Linked DNA regions of Homo sapiens: all the other regions are linked to region 2. Evidence: chromatin contacts called from ENCODE Hi-C or POLR2A ChIA-PET data. All regions are on one chromosome and are shown on one strand. Each heading gives the region's core, a stretch centred on a gene start or an enhancer-like site at or near the end of the contact. The rest is flanking DNA. Distances are from core to core; before and after follow the strand shown.

Region 1 (3,431 bases), core at 16-2,515, 1.4 Mb after region 2:
CTCTGGCCGCGCTCCTTCAGCCCTGCAGGTGAAAACAGTTCCCTCCCTGCTGTTACCTGTCCCAATTCAGCACCGCCCTGTGGCTTCCCGGCTCCCGGACCGCGCCTCTGCCAGCGGGAACCCTGCTGGACTCTTAATTAATTGTCCCACTGAGAATGCCATTGGTTTCCTCCTGGGATCCAAACTAATCACACAAGACTAGATGATGGAGAGCTGCCAAGAAACCATGGGGCGGTGGCGGGGACGGAGGGGAAGCGTTTTGAGCCCATCAAGGCAGGTGACAGGAAAGAAGCAAACCCGAGAGGGGCCGAGTCCCTGGGCGGGCGGCAGGGCTGGAGCGTGAACAGCAGCGACGGATGCGTCTCGAGGGAAAAACGCGGCGGGAGAGAATGAGGGGAAGGCAGGAAGGAAGGGGCAGGGAGACCCAGCGCCGGGGAAGGAAGACACGAAGAGGGCGAGGAAGGAACTCCGGCCTAAAGGGTGAAGGCGGCGGCTGGGACAGGGCCAGAGGCGCAGGCCGGGGCCGGGCAGCTCCTCCTCTCGTGCCAGCGGTGCCTCCGGTCCCGCCCTCGCTGCTGCCCGCGCTCCGGGAGGGGCAGACCCGCTGGACGCCGCAGTCACCGCGCCGCCTTCGCGGGCGTCCCGGGGCCCGGAGGGAACGGCCTTTCCTGGCTGTCCCCGTGGCTTCGCCGCGGGAACTCACGCCGCCCCCGAAGCTGCCGCCAGCTCCGGGCATCTGCCCAGCCGAAAAGCCAGGGCGCCGGGGCCTGACTCCCCACAGCCAGGTTTCCCGGGCACAGAGACCCAACGGGAGCGGGACTTCCTCGGACACCGACGGCGAAGGACAGAGACAGCCCAGGCAGGGGCGGCTCCTCCCGGCCACACCGACCTGCCCTTCGCAGGGTGTCCCGGGCCAGCGGAGGCAGAGAAAACCAGCTTGCGGGAACGCAGTCGCTCCCAGCACCAGGGCCGGGCCAGTGCGGGTACACACCGTGCGCACCAGCGCCGCCGCGCCCCCAACGGAAGTCCCGCCCCCGGCCGTGGAGGCCCCGTCCCTCGCTTCTTCTCATCCCTGCTTCCCTGGCAGTCCCGTTACCACGCTGTCCCGACGCGAAGGCCCTCGCCCCGCCCCGTGCCCCGCCCCCGCATCGCCCCGCCCCAACCCCACCCCCTTGGCCCCGCCTCACCAGGTTCGCCCCGCCCCTCTCCGTCCCCGCCCCTCCTCCGGCCTCGGCCCCGCCCTCGCCTCGACCCCGGGGGGCGGTGGCTGCCGAGGCGACCGTTGCGCGCGCGGGCGGTGGCGCGGGCCGAAGCGCCCGGAGCGGGAGCGAGCGGCGCGGCCCGGTAGGTGTGCGGGGCCGGGGCCGGGGCGGGGGCAGGGCGCGCCGCCTCCGCTCTTTCTTTCGTCTCCGGGGCGCGCGCCCGCGCCCTCCGCCTCCCGGCCGATCCCGGCCAGCCCTGCGCGGCGCCCGTCCCCTCGGGGTCGCCGCCCGCCCGCCCTGCCTTTTGTTCGCCGGCCTGACTCAGGCTCCTGGTCCCGGGCCCGGCGCGGGGCGGGGCGGGGCGGGGGCGGGGGCGGGCGGCGCGGGGCGCGGGCCTGTGGGGCCTCCGGCCGGGCGGGTGCGCGGCCTCCTGGGGCCCCGCGCTGTGAGGCCCGCCCGGGCCCTTGGCGGGACCCGCGGGGGCGGCGCCGGGCAGGGGGTCCCGCGGGCGAGATGCGCCCGGGAGCGCTGGGAGGGTTCCCTCGTCGGACTCCACGAGCGGCCGCTTTGTTAGGGCAGAAGCTGCCTTCCGAGACCCGAACTCCAGACGCACTGCAGCGACCTGGGGTCGCCTCAGCCGCGGTGCCGCGATTGTGCAGTGTAGACAGAGGGGTCCCAGAGCCGTGCGGTGTAGACAGAGAGGGGCCCAAAGCTGTGGAATGGGGACAGAGAGGGGACCCAGAGCTGTGGAGTGTAGACAGAAAGGGCGCCCAGAGCCATGGAGTATAAACAGTGGAGTGTAGACAGAGAGGGGGCCCAGAGCTGTGGAGTGTGGACAGAGAGGGGGCCCAGAGCCGTGGAGTGTAGACCGAGAGGGGGCCCAGAGCCGTGGAGTGTAGACAGAGAGAGGGCCCAGAGCCATCTAGTGTAGACAGAGAGGGGACCCATAGCTGTGGAGTGTAGACAGAGTCTCATAGCCGTGCAGACAGAGAAGGGGCCCAGAGCCATGGAGTGTAGACAGTGGAGGGTGAACACAGAGGGGGCCCAGAGCCGTGGAGTGTGGACAGAGAGGACCACCTGGCCTCTCACCTGCTTGGTCACTTGCTGGGAATGTGTCCCTGGGCAGGTGACCACCTTCTCTGTGCCTGAGTTTCCTCATTGGACCTGTCTTTGGAGCTGCTGCAAGGGCTAAGAGTGTCTTTGTCTGAAGTCCTCAGCGTGGTCCATGCCGTCCTGTGCAGGGCCCTTCTGAGGCCACAGGGACGTGCAGGATGGCCGGCAAGGCCTGCACAGAAGGGGCGCTGGGGGGCCTTCCCAGGCAAGGCAGCAGCCCCACCATTCACAGCAAGGAGACTACCAAGGAGGGCAGAGAGGCGGCTTTGGGCAGCAAGGGCTGCTGGGGTGGAGTCCTGCTGGCCTTCCCCTAGAGAAGGCGACGTGGGGAGGGCAGAGCAATTCTGAGTAAGGGAGAACCAGTTTATATTTCACTTTAGAAAGTAATTGTCACAGTGCGAAGTTTCTTCCCCTGAAAAAGCGATATAAAAAGGTCCATCGTGGCCAGTGCTTTTGGGGACTTGAGATGATGGGTATCCGGTGCCCGGGCCCTGCGTGGTGCCTCAGCTGGATGCTCTGCAGGTGGGGGAGGCCATGTTGGCTGAGGGCAGGGGCTCAGGCAAGGGCAGTGGGGTGGCTGAGCCTGCACAAGTTGGTGCACCCCTGTCTGGGTCTTTTTCTTAAAACTGCAAGTCCAGCCTTATCTCTGAGACCTCCTGAGGCTGGAACCTGCCATCAGACAGGCTTACAGTTCTAGCCCTGGTAACTGCAATGATGCGGATGCCTCTGTGACTGGCAGAGCAGAGGGAGGAGCGACAGGGCAGTGGTGACCGGAGGTCTCAGGGAGGTTGACAAAGACAAGGGCGGAGGAAAGGCCCCTCACGTGGACTGGAGGTACAGTACTGACCTGTGGAGTGCTCAGGAGAGGGCAGGGGTGGCGCGGCCTGAGGGCATGTCCTGGGGAGGGTCAGGAGGTGGGAGGGAGGCACTCGACAGGCACTGCAAAGAGGAGGGAATCCAGGGTCAAGGGCTGGCTCCCTTTCTGCCCTGTTTAGGATGAGGGTCTCGGGGAAGAAGGGGTGGCCAGGCCGAGGAGACCTGTGGCGCTGGGAGCTGGGACTCAGTGAGGTCCTGGAGGTGGTGAGGGCCCAGAGGTGACAGCTGGTGACCCAGCCG
Region 2 (3,727 bases), core at 333-2,832:
TTGGCTCCATTTTGAATTAATTTTTGTTAAGGGTGTAAAGTCTGTGTCTAGCCTGATTTTTTTTTGCATGTGGACATCCAGTTGTTCCAGCACCATTTGTCGAAAAGACTGTCTTTTCTCCATTCCATTTCCTAGAGTCAAGCTCAGCTGACTCCATTATGTGGTCTATATCCGGGTTCTCTATTCTGTTCATGGATCTATTTGTGTATTTTTCCACCAGTACCACAATGTCTCAATTACTGTAGCCTTATAGTAAGTCTTGCAGCAACCCTTGTTTTTTTGGGGGGGCCACAACTCAACCCATACAGGGGCCCAGCACCTGTGAAGGGACAGCAGCGGAGGCGGCGCGGGAGAGGAAGAGGAGGTGAACTGTGGCCACTCCTTGGTGGCTGGAGGTGGGTCCGGGGAGGCAGGACCTGGGCTGAGGTGTCGTTCTATAGCCCGGGTAGCGCACTTTCACAAAGCTCTCCTTGACCAAACTCTCGCCAGGCTCCCCTGGGCCCGCTTCTCAGCGAGGGCTCAAGCTGGGCCTGTAAAGCTCGAGCAGACACTAAGGCTCAAGGCCGAAGGTGTTCCCGGCTCCCTGAACCTGCGTGACAGAAAACCCAAGGCCGCCGGCTCCGGCAGCACCTGGAGGCAGGAGCCGAACTTCCATGGGCGGCGGGCAGCAAATCACACCGGCTTCAACCGCCCGGCCCGCCCACTTTTTGCAGCGTCTGACTTCCCCGCTCGCCCGCGCCGCTTCCTCCTCCTCCCTGTGCCGCACGCAGTCGCCCGCGCCACCCCCTGAAGCCCGGCTCTACCGCAGCGGCGCTGGGGTAGCGCCCCTGGACCAGGCGTCCTCCCCTCGCGAGCGGTCCTCCCGCAGCCGCGCCCAGCTCCGGGTCGGACCCTCGCCCGGGGGACTCGTTCACGCCCTGCGGCCGTTAGGCGGGAAGAGCACGACGCCCTGCCCTGCCCCGTCGTGGCGTCTGACCCTCTCCGCCACGTCTGTTCTGAGGCTCCGGGCCCGCCACGGCGGGGCCTCTGCGGCGGTTTCCCCACCCGTCCCCGCACTGCCGCTCCGCGAGGCGGACGCCGCTAGCAGCCTCCCGCGGGCCCCAGGCCCCGCGCCCCTCTCACGGGACAGGAGCTTGGGGACCCGCGCGGGCGGGCCGCGCGCCCAACGCCAGCCTCCGCGGCCGCGCGCCCACGGCTCGGGGGCGCCGGCTCCGGACGGTGATTGGGCGCGGATCGTGACGTCACTGAGCGCGGCGCCCGCGGGCGCCGGGTCTGGGCCGGGTGCGCGCCGCCGAGTAGCGGGAGCAGGGCGCGCGCCCGGCGCTACTCTGAGGCGGCTCGCGGGGCCCGCGGCCCGGCCCTCCCGGCGCTGCCAGCCCCGCCCGCCCGCGCGGCCCCCACCCGCCGCGTGCCTGCCCGCCCCGCCCGTGCGCGGCCCCGGCGCGGATTTGAAAAGCCCGGTCCGCGGGCCCCGCGAGCGCGGCAGCCAATCAGCGGCGCGCACTTTTCCCGCGGCTTCTGCGAGGCGGCGGCGGCCCCGGCTGCGGCGGCGGCGGCGGGCGGGAGGCGCGGGGGCGGGGTCGGCGCCGCGCGCGAGAGCCTCGGCCTGGCCGCGCTGCGCCCGCCGCCGCCGCCGCCCCCTCCCCGCCTGGGCCCTACCGCCGCACGGCCCCGGCCCCCTCCCAGCCTGCCGCTCCGGAGAGCCGCCCGCCGAGGATGCGACGCACCGCAGGTCACTGGGGCGCCCGCCCAACAGTCGCGGGCCGCCAACCGCCGGGGCTGGGGCCGGGAGGCCGGGCTGTGGGAGGCCTGAGGGGCGGCGGGGAGGACCGCGGAGGCCTGAGGGGGCGGGAGCGCCGGGAGGAGTGGGGGCACTGAGGAGGCCTGAGGGGCCGGCTCAGGGGCTGGGGGACCGGGAGGCCGGGCGGCCTGAGAGGGTCGTGGGGACCGCGAGGACCGCGGAGGCCTGAGGGCCGGCGGGAGGACCGGGCGGACCGCGGAGGCCGGGACGAGTCCGGGCAGGGGAGGGGCGGCGGCCTGCGGGCGGCGGCGGCTAACGGGGCCGGGCGGGCGGGCGCGGCCATGTTGGGCCCGGCCGGGCCCTGCGGCTGCACCTGTGCCCGGCCCGGCCGAGGCGGCCGCCTTTGTTCCCGCGGCGCCGAGCGGGTCGGGCCGGCCTTTGTGCGGCGCCCCCGGTCCGGGGCGGCCGCGGTGGGAGGGGCAGGTTGGGGTCCCGGGGCCGGCGCCGGGGCCAGGGGTCGGGCCGAGGGTCGCTTTTTGTTTGCAGGCGGTGTCTGGCGTTGACACTCGCGGCGCCCGGGCGTTGGTCAGCGCGGACGCTCCCCCGGGAAGCCGGGCCGCGGTCCGGCCCTTGGCAGGTGGAGGCGGGGGTGAGCCGGGTGTGGGTACCCTGCTGGGGGGCTGCGCGCCCTCGGCGTCCGGGCCTCCGCCTGGGATGTTCCCCTCGCCCCAGGATGCAGATTGATAGTCCTTGAAGCCTCAGTGCATGAGATGGGACCTGGCGACTTAATGGCTGGTTTTGCTCCACTCACAGGAACCGTGGTTTAAAATCTCGGCGTTTAAAAAATGCTGGTCTTAAGTTTCGGTAGAAATAAAATGGATGAGGGTATTGTATAGGACCCATTGCAGCACGAATCTTTCTGTGCCCACGATGGGCTTTGACATTCAAGTGGAAACATAGTATCAAAACTGATGTGGTGACGTTAATCGTTTTTAGGTAGATAACGTGTATTTTGTGTGTGTGTGTGTGTGTGTGTGTGTGAGAGAGAGAGAGAGAGAGAGAGAGAGAGAGAGAGAGAGAGAGAGCGCGCAGACCCTGTGAAGACAAGACTAATTGGATAAAGTTCAGGCCTGGCTCAGGAGCAGCTCTTCAGTGCTACCCACCTGCTTCACAGACTTTCAAGCCTTGATTTTTAAATGAGTTAAACGCCAGCATCACGCATGGGTTATATTCACTCTATTTTGTGTATTTCAAATATCAACGTGGAAAATAACTTAGGAGCCATCCCATTTATGAACTTGGGACTTAAACTTTTTAATTTTCCCAAAATGTTTTAAGTGCCCTAGTTACGTATTTAAATGTGATGAGAACAACAATATTTTAAAGAGCAGAACGCCAACAACATAAAGCAAACAAGTTCTGTGAGCACAGCCTTTCCTTGTGTACTTGATGTGTGCTCTCATTCCCCACAACTGATGGTGGTTCAAATCTAAACTGCCAAATGGAGATGAAGAGGACTCATGCTTTAAGCACGATTACTTTGAGTCATTTCCTTTTCTTTCCTTCCATTTTCTCAGCCACCCAAACCCAGCAACCTTCAGTTTTGGGCTGATGGTTGGTAGAGTGAGGACTTACTGCACAATTTTGAGTTTGTGTAAGCTTTTGTGAAGAGCTCTGATCTCAGTACAAAAATTGTCCTCTCCTGACTGCATTAATACCAGAGTCTGGCCTCTGATTATAACAGTAAAGATTTTATTTTAAGAGTATGAGGTAATTAACTGAGAATTTGAAAGAATGATGGACAATTTATCGTATCTATTCGTATGTAACATATAAACTAATATAACTTTTGGAGCCATGCACAACAAAATTATAAGGTCAGCAGGCTGCAGGTGCGACTTGCTTTGTTTCTATGCAATCAGCTTATCCAGGGCTTTCAAACCAGTACTTGCTGAAGTGTGCGGACCCAAATGAAGCATTAAGCAG
Region 3 (3,473 bases), core at 577-3,076, 1.1 Mb before region 2:
TCTGCCCAGCTCATTCAGTCACTTATTACATCAGCAAAGACTCATCGATATTTCTTCAGCCCTGTGCATTATAATCCAATGCTACTTTATTCTGCTATTCAAGTTATTCCAGCCTCGCCCATTGGGACCCCTTGTCGCTGTGTCCCTTTGGCCCACAGTTGTGGGTTGTTTTTTTTGTTTTTTTGAGATGGAGTTTCACTCTTGCTGCCCAGGCTGGACTGCAATTGTGTGATCTCAGCTCACATCAACCTCCATCTCTCAGGTTCAAGGGATTCTCCTGCCTCAGCTTCCCCAGTAGCTGGGATTACAGACATGCGCCACCACACCTGGCTAATTTTGTATTTTTAGTAAAGACGGGGTTTCTCCACGTTGGTCAGACTGGTTTCCAACTCGCAAACCTCAAGTGATCCGCCCGCCTCTGCCTCCCAAAGTGCTGGGATTATAGGTGTGAGCCACCGCGCCCAGCCTGTGTTGTTTTTTAAATCATTTCCAGGCTCATGGTGTATACCTTCTGCGCCAGTCCTAGGTGAATTTCTCCTGGTTGGTGAGTTTTCATTGTTTACCTCTGCTCACACAGGGACTCGAGGAGGGAGACTAGGACTCAGAGTCCTCCTTCATCTTGTCACTTCTCTAAACAATTACTTTTTGTTGAAGACGCCATGTAAGCTGGAATTCAAAGCCATCTCTTTGAACAACTGTGTGAAATAATCGTGCTAAACTGTTATTCTCCTTTAATCGTTCCAACCAAGCACCCACGGGGGCCATTATTCCTCTCCTACAACTGCAAGGCAGTGCCTCACCAACTAGCTTTGTTCCTGAGGCAAGCGGCAGGAACCCCTCTGCTTTCCTCAGTGAGCAAGCGGCCCCTGACCCTGGCGAGTGAGTTTTCTCTTCACAGCCCCCTGTCCCTGCTGCCCACTGAGCCAGCCAGCCCGAGGGTGGAAAAGTCATTCTGGCTCTAAGCTTCCAGCACAGTCCGGGAGACCACACGGGTCCTGGGGAGGGTGGCTAAGCCCGAGGGGCTTTATAGGATGAGTCACAAGAAAGTCCATCTGGTGGGCCCTCCCTGACTCCCCTCCACTGTCCCCGGCTCACGGCGAGGAAGGCAAGGCTGGTGGGGGGGACAGGAAAGGGCTGGGGTCTCTCCCCACCTCCACTGCCAACGCCCTGCAGACCCCCAGGCCACAGCCTTTCCCGGGGCTCCCCCAAGGTATGGGAGGTGGGGCGGGTCCAGTTTACGCTGGTTTCAAAGAAGTGAGAGCGCCCCGCCGCCATGTCATGGAGGGTCCCGCGCCCCCACCCCTTGCCTGGGGTCGTGTGTGGGCAGCCGCAGAAAGCGCCCCGACGGCAGGAGCGGGGTTCCAGGCTGAGACCGGGCCTCGGCGGCGCCCCTTCCTGCCGGGAGTGGCGCATCCCAGGACCCACAGACAAACAGGGCCAGCCAGGGTCACCCGGAGCGCGAAGGCCGGCTATGGGCTTAGGGTGGGGTCTGGTCCCTACGGCCGGCCTAGGGGGAACGCGGGACAGGAGAAGGTCTGGGAAAAACCTGCTTCCGAGGCCTCGGCTTCGGGGCGTCCTCCTGAGCTGGCGCCAGCCCGCAGCGGGGCCGGGCAGGGACGCCGGCCTAACGGTGGGGACCGGCAGGGCCTGGGGGCAGGACGAGACAAGCACACAACCGACGGGGCGGGGCCAGGCGAGGGCACGGGGCCGAAGAAGCTTCTGCCAGGCCCGAGACCCGCACTTAGTTACCTGAGAAGGCGGGAAGGTGCGGCCGCGGGGTGAGCGGCGGACTGACCCAGCTCCAGCGCCTCTGCAGAGGCTTGCAATGGCGTCTCTCGGGCTCTGATTGGTCAGGCCTCCACACGTGAGCCTCTAGGAGCCAATCATGTCGGCCCACCTAGCATGCGCTGATTGGCTCAGGCTGGCCAGGGGCGGGCGCGGTCCTTCCACGGCCCGGTCCCCGCTCCCTTCCCCAGGCCCGGAGGCCCCGCCCGAGCGGCTCCGCTGGGGGCGGTTCTGCTGGAGAGGACGGATCTGCTGGGGAGATGGATATCCTGGAGGGGCGGATCTACTCGGGGGGCGGGTCTGCTGGGAAGGCCGGATCTGCTGTGAGGGGCGGGTCTTCTGGAGGGGCCGATCTGCTGAGGGGGCCGGATCTGCTGCCTGACAGGGCTTCCTGGCCTGGGGAGGAGGCCGTGTCTGGAGCTTGAAAGCCGGCCCCGCTGTGTTCAAGATACAGTCAAACGTTCAGAAGGAGGAGACTCCGGGGGCAGGGTGGTGCCCAGCCAGTGCATGGGGCCAGGGCCACGCTGGTGGCACCCAGGCAGCGCTGCCTCCTGGCTCTCGAATGGCTGTTCTCTGCCCAGAATGCTCTCCCACGGGACACGCGCCTCCCTCCGGGTCTGTGCACGTCACTCTGACAGAGAGGCCCCCTGACCACTCATGAAATAGTAACCCTAACCATTGCTCTCTGCTCCCTGTCCTGCTTGATTTTCCTCCAGGGCAAACACCGCCACTTCCATGTTTATCATCTGTCCTCCATCACTAGGAAAACCAGTTCCAGGAGGGAGGGACTAGTATTCCCAGCCCCTAGAACAGAGCAGCGCATATCACAGGGGCTCAGTAAACATCTGGGGAGGAGTGCCATTCCCAGGAGGCCTCAGACCCCGTCACCTGAGATGAGAGCTGGATCCCGGAGAAGCTCAGGTCTGACCCAGCATTCATTGCTGTAGGAAGGGCTCGTCTAGACTCCAAGGGAGCCGGGTGCGGTGGCTCACGCCTGAAATCCCAGCACTTCGGAAGGCCGAGGCGGGCGGATCACCAGGTCAGGAGATCCAGACCATCCTGGCTAACACGGTGAAACCCCGTCTCTACTAAAAATACAAAAAATTAGCCGGGCGTGGTGGCGGGTGCCTGTAGTCCCAGCTACTCGGGAGGCTGAGGCAGGAGAATGGTGTGAACTTGGGAGCGGAGCTTGCAGTGAGCCGAGATCGCACCACTGCACTCCATCCTGGGGGACAGAGAGAGACTCTGTCTCAAAAAAAAAAGACTCCAAGGGAAAGCTGCCTGGGTCGTGACCTGGCACGTCCAAGTCGCTGCTTAGGCTTGCAAGGGGGTCCAGACCAGGCTGTGGATGGGAAATGGGAGGCTGGGGGAGGATGGAGGCTGAGCAGTGGCTGGATGTTGGGGTGCCCTGTTGAGGGGCAGCTGGCAGCAGCCACGGACACAGGGGTGGGTGCAAAGACACTGAGTTTCTGTTCCAGGAGGAAGGGGGGCCAGCTGGCAGAGGAGAGATCACCCTGGGCAATTTGGTGGTGCCTGGGGTGCACACTTCCCCAGAGGCAGCAGGAGGAGGAGCTGGATACACCCTTCCCTGGGCTTGGAGGAGAGCACGTTCCCTCCCAGCTCCCACCTGGCATCCAGGAGGGCCCGGCCTGGGGTCAGGGCACATGGGGCCCTCCTGCCCTGGGACT

The links. A loop is a pair of places that touch in the nucleus more often than their neighbours do. ChIA-PET counts read pairs that join two places held with the same protein, here RNA polymerase II (POLR2A). Pooled maps may share reads with other maps.
Region 1: a loop to region 2 is called in a map of ascending aorta, with 8 times the contacts of the local background. The contact joins the promoter of RGS12 here to the promoter of NSD2 in region 2. A Hi-C loop is called at or near these places in 1 of 168 maps with a recorded cell type or tissue (ascending aorta) and 9 of 50 pooled maps. POLR2A ChIA-PET finds 5 or more read pairs at or near these places in 1 of 52 experiments (T-cell).
Region 3: a pooled map shows a loop between it and region 2 (13-fold over the local background). The contact joins the promoter of PCGF3-AS1 here to the promoter of NSD2 in region 2. A Hi-C loop is called at or near these places in 1 of 168 maps with a recorded cell type or tissue (CD14-positive monocyte) and 11 of 50 pooled maps. POLR2A ChIA-PET finds 5 or more read pairs at or near these places in 2 of 52 experiments (GM12878 and activated CD4-positive, alpha-beta memory T cell).

The regions. Positions count from the first base shown.
Region 1 is chr4:3,291,756-3,295,186 of GRCh38, forward strand. It overlaps RGS12 (regulator of G protein signaling 12), which reads left to right and starts at 1,266. Exons shown (of 18, transcript NM_001394154.1): 1 at 1,266-1,344. RefSeq lists silencers at 572-681, 862-1,341, 1,352-1,401, 3,425-3,431 and an enhancer at 2,055-2,640.
Region 2 is chr4:1,869,811-1,873,537 of GRCh38, forward strand. NSD2 (nuclear receptor binding SET domain protein 2) reads left to right here and starts at 1,583. Exons shown (of 22, transcript NM_001042424.3): 1 at 1,583-1,732. RefSeq lists an enhancer at 512-1,013 and silencers at 747-1,006, 1,037-1,266, 1,317-2,016.
Region 3 is chr4:780,023-783,495 of GRCh38, forward strand. PCGF3-AS1 (PCGF3 antisense RNA 1) reads right to left here and starts at 1,827. Exons shown (of 3, transcript NR_171661.1): 1 at 1,750-1,827. It overlaps LOC124900163 (chloride intracellular channel protein 6-like), which reads right to left and starts at 1,826. Exons shown (of 2, transcript XM_047416474.1): 1 at 1,750-1,826. RefSeq lists enhancers at 942-1,659, 1,660-2,376, 2,377-3,094 and silencers at 1,586-1,665, 1,766-2,115.